Linked DNA regions of Homo sapiens: region 1 is linked to region 2. A link is a contact called in ENCODE Hi-C or POLR2A ChIA-PET data. All regions are on one chromosome and are shown on one strand. The core of a region is the stretch at or near the end of the contact, and the rest is flanking DNA. Distances in the headings are between cores, read along the strand shown.

The links. Hi-C counts contacts between places; a loop is a spot of excess contacts on that map. ChIA-PET counts read pairs that join two places held with the same protein, here RNA polymerase II (POLR2A). Pooled maps may share reads with other maps.
Region 1: a map of sigmoid colon shows a loop between it and region 2 (14-fold over the local background). The contact joins the promoter of PLXNB3-AS1 here to the promoter of PDZD4 in region 2. A Hi-C loop is called at or near these places in 3 of 168 maps with a recorded cell type or tissue (OCI-LY7, sigmoid colon and uterus), 1 of 37 single-sample maps with no recorded cell type and 7 of 50 pooled maps. POLR2A ChIA-PET finds 5 or more read pairs at or near these places in 1 of 52 experiments (activated CD4-positive, alpha-beta T cell).

The regions. Positions count from the first base shown.
Region 1 is chrX:153,765,094-153,767,954 of GRCh38, forward strand. It overlaps PLXNB3-AS1 (PLXNB3 antisense RNA 1), which reads right to left and starts at 1,378. Exons shown (of 3, transcript NR_199696.1): 1 at 1,290-1,378. PLXNB3 (plexin B3) reads left to right here. Exons shown (of 36, transcript NM_005393.3): 2 at 378-487; 3 at 1,780-2,820. The coding sequence starts at 443.
Region 2 is chrX:153,828,745-153,831,878 of GRCh38, forward strand. It overlaps PDZD4 (PDZ domain containing 4), which reads right to left and starts at 1,800. Exons shown (of 8, transcript NM_001303512.2): 1 at 1,495-1,800. The coding sequence starts at 1,554.

The sequences.
Region 1 (2,861 bases), core at 128-2,627, 64 kb before region 2:
GGGAGCCAGGGAGGGGCATGCTTAGTGACACAGGGGTTGCAGGGCCAGAGGGGGAGGGCTGGCTGGAGGAAACCCCGGCCCTTTGTCCCCGGATCCCGGGGGTGGCTCCCTGAGGGTGGGAAGTGGCAAGGAGCCCCCTGTCCAGAACAGCCCAGTGGGGGTGACAGCACTAGCGAGTGGGGCCCTGGCCTGGCCTCTGGACAGAGGGAACATTGTTGTGGTGGAGGCAGGGCTGCCTTGGCCTGGCCACTATTGACAAAGCTGCCAGCTGTGAGGGAGCCCGGTCGCTAGGCCCTGGGCGCCACCCCCACCGCCGCCCCTCCTTCCCCAGGCCAGCTCGAATGGGGCTGAGCCTCGACTGTCTCCCTCCCACTCAGGACAATGCCCCCCCGCAGCCATCTCATGCCCATCGCCACTGCCCTGGGGCAGCTGAACTGAGCGTATGTGCCACGCCGCCCAGGAGACCCCTCTGCTGCACCACTTCATGGTAAGTGCCCAGGCCCGGTGTCCCCAGAAATGTTCCTGGGAGGGGCAGGGTAGGGCAGGATGGCTGTGGCCAGGCCCAGGACATACAGGCTGCAGCCTCCCTCATGGCAGACACTGCCCCAGATAGCCCGGGGTCCGCAGGAAGTGTCCGTGCTCTTCCTGCCTGTGTTCCTGAGATAAGCGGCTCCTGGGCCTTCCTCCAGGCGCTGCTCTGCCCTGAGTCGCAGCGGCCCCACTCCTGGTCGGCATGTGACCACACACCCAGGGCAGCATCTCTCTGTGGAGGGCAGGAGGGGCCAGAGAAGGGGCTGCTCCCACCTCTCACCCTCGGGGGCTCACCCCGGGGTCCCACCAGGCACACCCAGGAACCATCTCCAGTCTGGCACCCCTCCCTGCCCCTTCCCTGACCCCTCCCCCAGCCAGCTCTCCTGGTCTGCTCTTCTCCTGGGACACTCCTACACTGAGGCCCCCTGTGCCAGGCCCTGAGAGACCCAAACTGCTGGGGCCCATGGGGCAGGAGCAGGCCTCCCCGCACCCCTGAAGCCTGTGTTGTCTCTTGACACCCCTGGCTTCTCCCAGCACCCCCGCTGCCTTGCCCCAGTGCTTCCTCGCCCTGGAGCTGGGCGCCAGCATGGAGCTCACCCCTGCCTCTTCGCTGACTTGCTCCTTGCTCAGCCCGCGGCTGCCTGGCTCTTTCCCCCAGCTGCGGAGGGTTCCTCCTTGCAGCCGGCCCTGGCTGCCCAAGGCAGGTTTTCTCTCCCTGTCTGGTCCCTTGGGGCACACGGTGGCCTCACTCCTCTCACCTGACTTAGATCTCTCTTGTCTGGGTGGTGGGCGCAGGGGCGCGCTGTGACACAGCTTCCGCCAGCCTTCCAGCTCCCGCGGCCTCCCTCCCTCCCCTGCCCTCTCTCCATCCCTGCCCCCTCTGTGACTCACAGTCCCTCTGTTAGCGCTCTTGCGGCTTTCCAGGACCTGCCCCCCTTCAACAATCTACATGCATATAAAGTAGGAGATGAAAGAATTCTGTCCTTGTGTGCTTGTGCGTGCGTGCATGCACCCCTCCCTGCCTCTTGCTCCAGCTCTTGGACACTGTCTTTGTCCCTCCTTATGTCCCCCTCTCTCTGTGCCCCCTCTGTCTCCTTGTCTCCGCTCACTCTCTCTCATTCTCCATCTCTCTGCCTCCCTCCCTCCCTGGCCCTGAGCACCCTGGCCTCTGTCCACCCCACCTTCCACCTTCCTCTGGTCCTCTATCTGCCTTGCGCTCCCACTGCCCTGACCTGTGCCCTCTCACAGGCCCCCGTGATGGCTCGCTGGCCTCCCTTCGGCCTCTGCCTCCTCCTGCTGCTGCTGTCCCCACCGCCACTGCCCTTGACAGGGGCCCATCGCTTCTCCGCACCTAATACCACTCTCAACCACTTGGCACTGGCACCTGGCCGAGGCACACTCTATGTCGGCGCAGTGAACCGCCTCTTCCAGCTCAGCCCCGAGCTGCAGCTCGAGGCCGTGGCTGTCACTGGCCCTGTAATCGACAGCCCTGACTGCGTGCCCTTCCGTGACCCAGCCGAGTGCCCACAGGCCCAGCTCACTGACAATGCCAACCAGCTGCTGCTGGTGAGCAGCCGCGCCCAGGAGCTGGTGGCCTGCGGGCAGGTGCGGCAGGGCGTGTGTGAGACACGGCGCCTTGGGGATGTGGCCGAGGTGCTGTACCAGGCTGAGGACCCTGGTGACGGGCAGTTTGTGGCTGCCAATACCCCGGGAGTGGCAACGGTGGGGCTGGTGGTGCCCTTGCCCGGCCGGGACCTCCTGCTTGTGGCCAGAGGCCTGGCGGGCAAGCTGTCGGCAGGGGTGCCACCCCTGGCCATCCGCCAGCTGGCCGGGTCTCAGCCCTTCTCCAGCGAGGGCCTGGGCCGCCTGGTGGTGGGCGACTTCTCCGACTACAACAACAGCTACGTCGGGGCCTTTGCCGACGCCCGCTCCGCCTACTTCGTGTTCCGCCGCCGCGGGGCCCGGGCCCAGGCTGAGTACCGCTCCTACGTGGCCCGCGTCTGCCTGGGGGACACCAACCTGTACTCCTACGTGGAGGTCCCCCTCGCCTGCCAGGGCCAGGGCCTCATCCAGGCCGCCTTCCTTGCCCCGGGCACCTTGCTAGGGGTGTTTGCCGCGGGCCCAAGGGGCACCCAGGCGGCGCTCTGTGCCTTCCCCATGGTGGAGCTGGGTGCCAGCATGGAGCAGGCCCGGAGACTCTGCTACACGGCGGGCGGCCGGGGCCCCAGCGGCGCAGAGGAAGCCACCGTGGAGTACGGCGTCACGTCGCGCTGCGTCACCCTGCCCCTTGTGAGTGGCATGCCCTTCCATCCCCCCTCTCTGTGGATGGC
Region 2 (3,134 bases), core at 550-3,049:
CCGGAGGAATCGCTTGGAGAAATCGCTTGCCGTTTGATGGAATGACTCCCGAAAAGGAAGCAGGAGGATGGGATCCAGAGTCCCCGTCAACCAACCATCCCAGCCCTGGAATCCAACACGGATTCCACAGGACGCCCTCTCGGTCGCATTCCTATCCCGCTAGGGGGCTGGCAATGGCCACACAAGGTTTCCAAACAGCGGGAACAAGAGACGAGGAGTGGCAGCCGGGAACTGAGAGGGAAGAAGGCGGAGGACAGCGAACGGGAGAAGCCGAGGGCCCCGCGCACCCCCGGAGAAGGGCCGGGGAGAGAGGACCAGGAGCTCCGCCAGGGTGGGGCAAGATTTGCGTCCCCGCCCTGCCCCTCGGCTCCCGCACCAGGTGGCCAGAGGAGCTCGGCTCACAGCGTGAAGTCAGTCCCCGGATTCCTGGGAATTCTCCCCCGTGCCCAGCCCCTCCTTCCCCCGCCCCCGCCCCCGCCCCGGAGTTCTCGCCGATCCCTGCACGGGTTCCCCCACGTTCTCCCAAGCCAACACCCCTCCTGCAAAGCACTTGATTCCTTCCCAGTCCAGACCAATAAACCCGGGAGTTGAATCCAGGCCACTAAACGCATACCTGTCTGAGCCCTGTCTGCTCCTGGGTGCCTTGACCTTGACCTCCCTCCACTTAGCCCTAGGAGGTCTCAGCCCACAGCATCCGGGACATTTCTCTAGACAGTCTGCAGGGTGCACACAGAAAGTACACAAATGCGGGGCCGGGGGAGCCTCCGCGCACACAGAGACGGGGCACAGGAACGCACTCACGTAGTCACGCCACGCACAGGCAAGAAGCCCCGTTCCGGGCCGCGGGGCTGGGCTCCAGGTCCGAGCTCCGGGCCCCGCGTCTCCTTCCCTCCCCGCGGGGCCCTGCTGGTCCACGCCCCGCAAAGCCCGGCCAGGCACTGCCACCCGCAGAGAGCCCAACCCGCTGATCCCGGCGGCGCCCACTCACCCGAGACGCCTAAGGCCCGGGAGCCCATCGTTCGGGCAGGGCCAGGCGGGAGTGGGTGTCGGGGTGGGCACCCAGCCCCCGGACGGACTTGGACCGCGCCCGGGGACGCCCACGCACTCCCACGCTCCAGGCCCGCCGGGATCTAGATTCGGCGCCCCCCGCACGGCGGGAGCCTGGCTCCCTCCCCCGCCCTGGGTCCTGCGGGGAGAGCGTGTGCGGGGAACTGCGCTCGTTGCTATGCAACCTCCATCCCGCGCCCGCCGCACCGCGCCTCCCGGGACGGAAGCGCGCCCCACCCGGGCCAACCCCAACTTCCCACCCCACCCGTGGCTGGTTCCCACGGAGCGCCAACACCCAACAGCCCCAGGATGGGAGGGTGCGGACGGCTCCCTACCTTGTCCTCCTCGAGCCCTCCCGCTCTCCCACGCCCGCCGCTCCGGGCCTCCCCACTGGCCCGCTCCTCCCCGCGGAGGGCCGCGCCCCCGCCGCAGCGCCGGCGGCCCTACCTGCAGCATCACTTTGTACTGCTCCTCCGGTTTCTGGACCACGCACATATTACATCCCATGTTGCTGGCCGGCGAGAGGAGGCGGAGGGCGGGAACGGGAAGACGCCTTTCACTGACCCGGGCGCGGGACCTCGGGTCCCGGGCCGGGGCCAGGGGCCATACCCTGGCGCGGGGGGCGGGCCGCCTAGCGGGGGAGGGGGGCACGCCCCCGAGGTGGGGGCAGCGGCTCGCCCCTCAGGTTAACTCTTCGCTGGCCGAGGCCAGGCGCGGGCATGCTCCCTCGCACCCGGCCAGGAGAAAAAGGGCAGCGGGGGATGGGCGGGCGCGCCGGGCGTTGCCAGGCTACGGCCCCCCAGGGAGCGCGGGGGCGCGCCGGGCCGCCAGGGGCCGTCAGGGGCCGTGGGCCGCGCGCCTCCCCGCCCGCGGGGCCCGCCGCTGCCGCTGCCGCCTCCGGCTCCTGCCCATGGCCGCCAGCCCCGGGAGCCCGGCCCTCGCGCTCGGCGCCGCGGCCCGGCCCGCGACAGGGGGGCAGCGGCGCGGCGGCGGCCCCCGCCCGCGGCCAGGCCAGCGCCCGCGCTCCCGCCTCGCCCGGCCGCGCTCTCGGAGCTCCCGGCGCCCGCTCTTCGTCCAGCAGCCGCTGGCCGTCTCCAGCTCCCGCCCGGGACGACGGGCACGCGAGCGCGCCCACGGCGGCGGGGGAGGGGCGCGGGCACGGGGCGCACGCGCGCCGGGAGGGGCGGGGAGGGGAGCGGGGCCGGCTGCGGGAGGGAGCGGCGGGGGCGCTGGAGCCGGCGCGGGAAGCCGGGGGCGGGCGCTCGACGGAAGCGGGCGGGGGTCCTAGGCACCCCACGACACCCGGCGTCCGGTCCTGAGGGGCGGGCACCAGGCGCGTTGTCTGCGCGATGCCGCTCTGGGAGAGAGGGGTCCTGCCAGGAGGAGCAGTCTCCTGGGTCCCCCAGAGAGAGTCCGCGATTTCAGCCCCTCTCCCCGGTCTTGGACGCAGCAGCCCTCACGCCTCTGCTCCTTCCTCGGGCTTCGCCTTAAATGACTGCATCCCTCCTTCAACTCAGCCATTCCCTGCTGTCTTTGAAACGGACACCTTTGTTTAAAACAAGAAAGAAAGAGAGAAAGGGAGGAAAGAAAAGAAAGAGAGAAAGAAAAAAGGATGAGCGAAGCGTGGGGAGGGGGTGGGTCGTGGGGAGAGTGGCCTCGGAGGCCTTGGGACCCGGGCCTGCACACAGCACTGGCCAGCCTGGGCCCGCCGCCTACCTGTTCCTCAGCCCCAGCCCTCACCCGGTCCCCGCTTTCACAGCCCTTCCATCTCTTCCTCTTCTCTCCCACCACCTCCCCGTCTTCTTGGACAAGCCTGGAGGGAGAAGGCCTTTGCCTGGAAAGCAGCAGCGGGTGGAAGTCTGCGTTCCCAGAGGCTGCCCCGGCTGCAGGAGATCACTTGGAGAAATTGCTACATGCTTCATTTCCAGGTTTGGGCAAGTGAGGGAACCCCCAGCCACACGGGGCTGTTGAATCGGAGCCCTTCCTTTCCTCCCTGGCTCCTCGTTAGAAGAGAAATCAAGAATGGCGGGCCTGCCCAGAATGTGGAGAAGAGAGGCGAGTTTCTTATCCAGGGCTTCTCCCAGAAA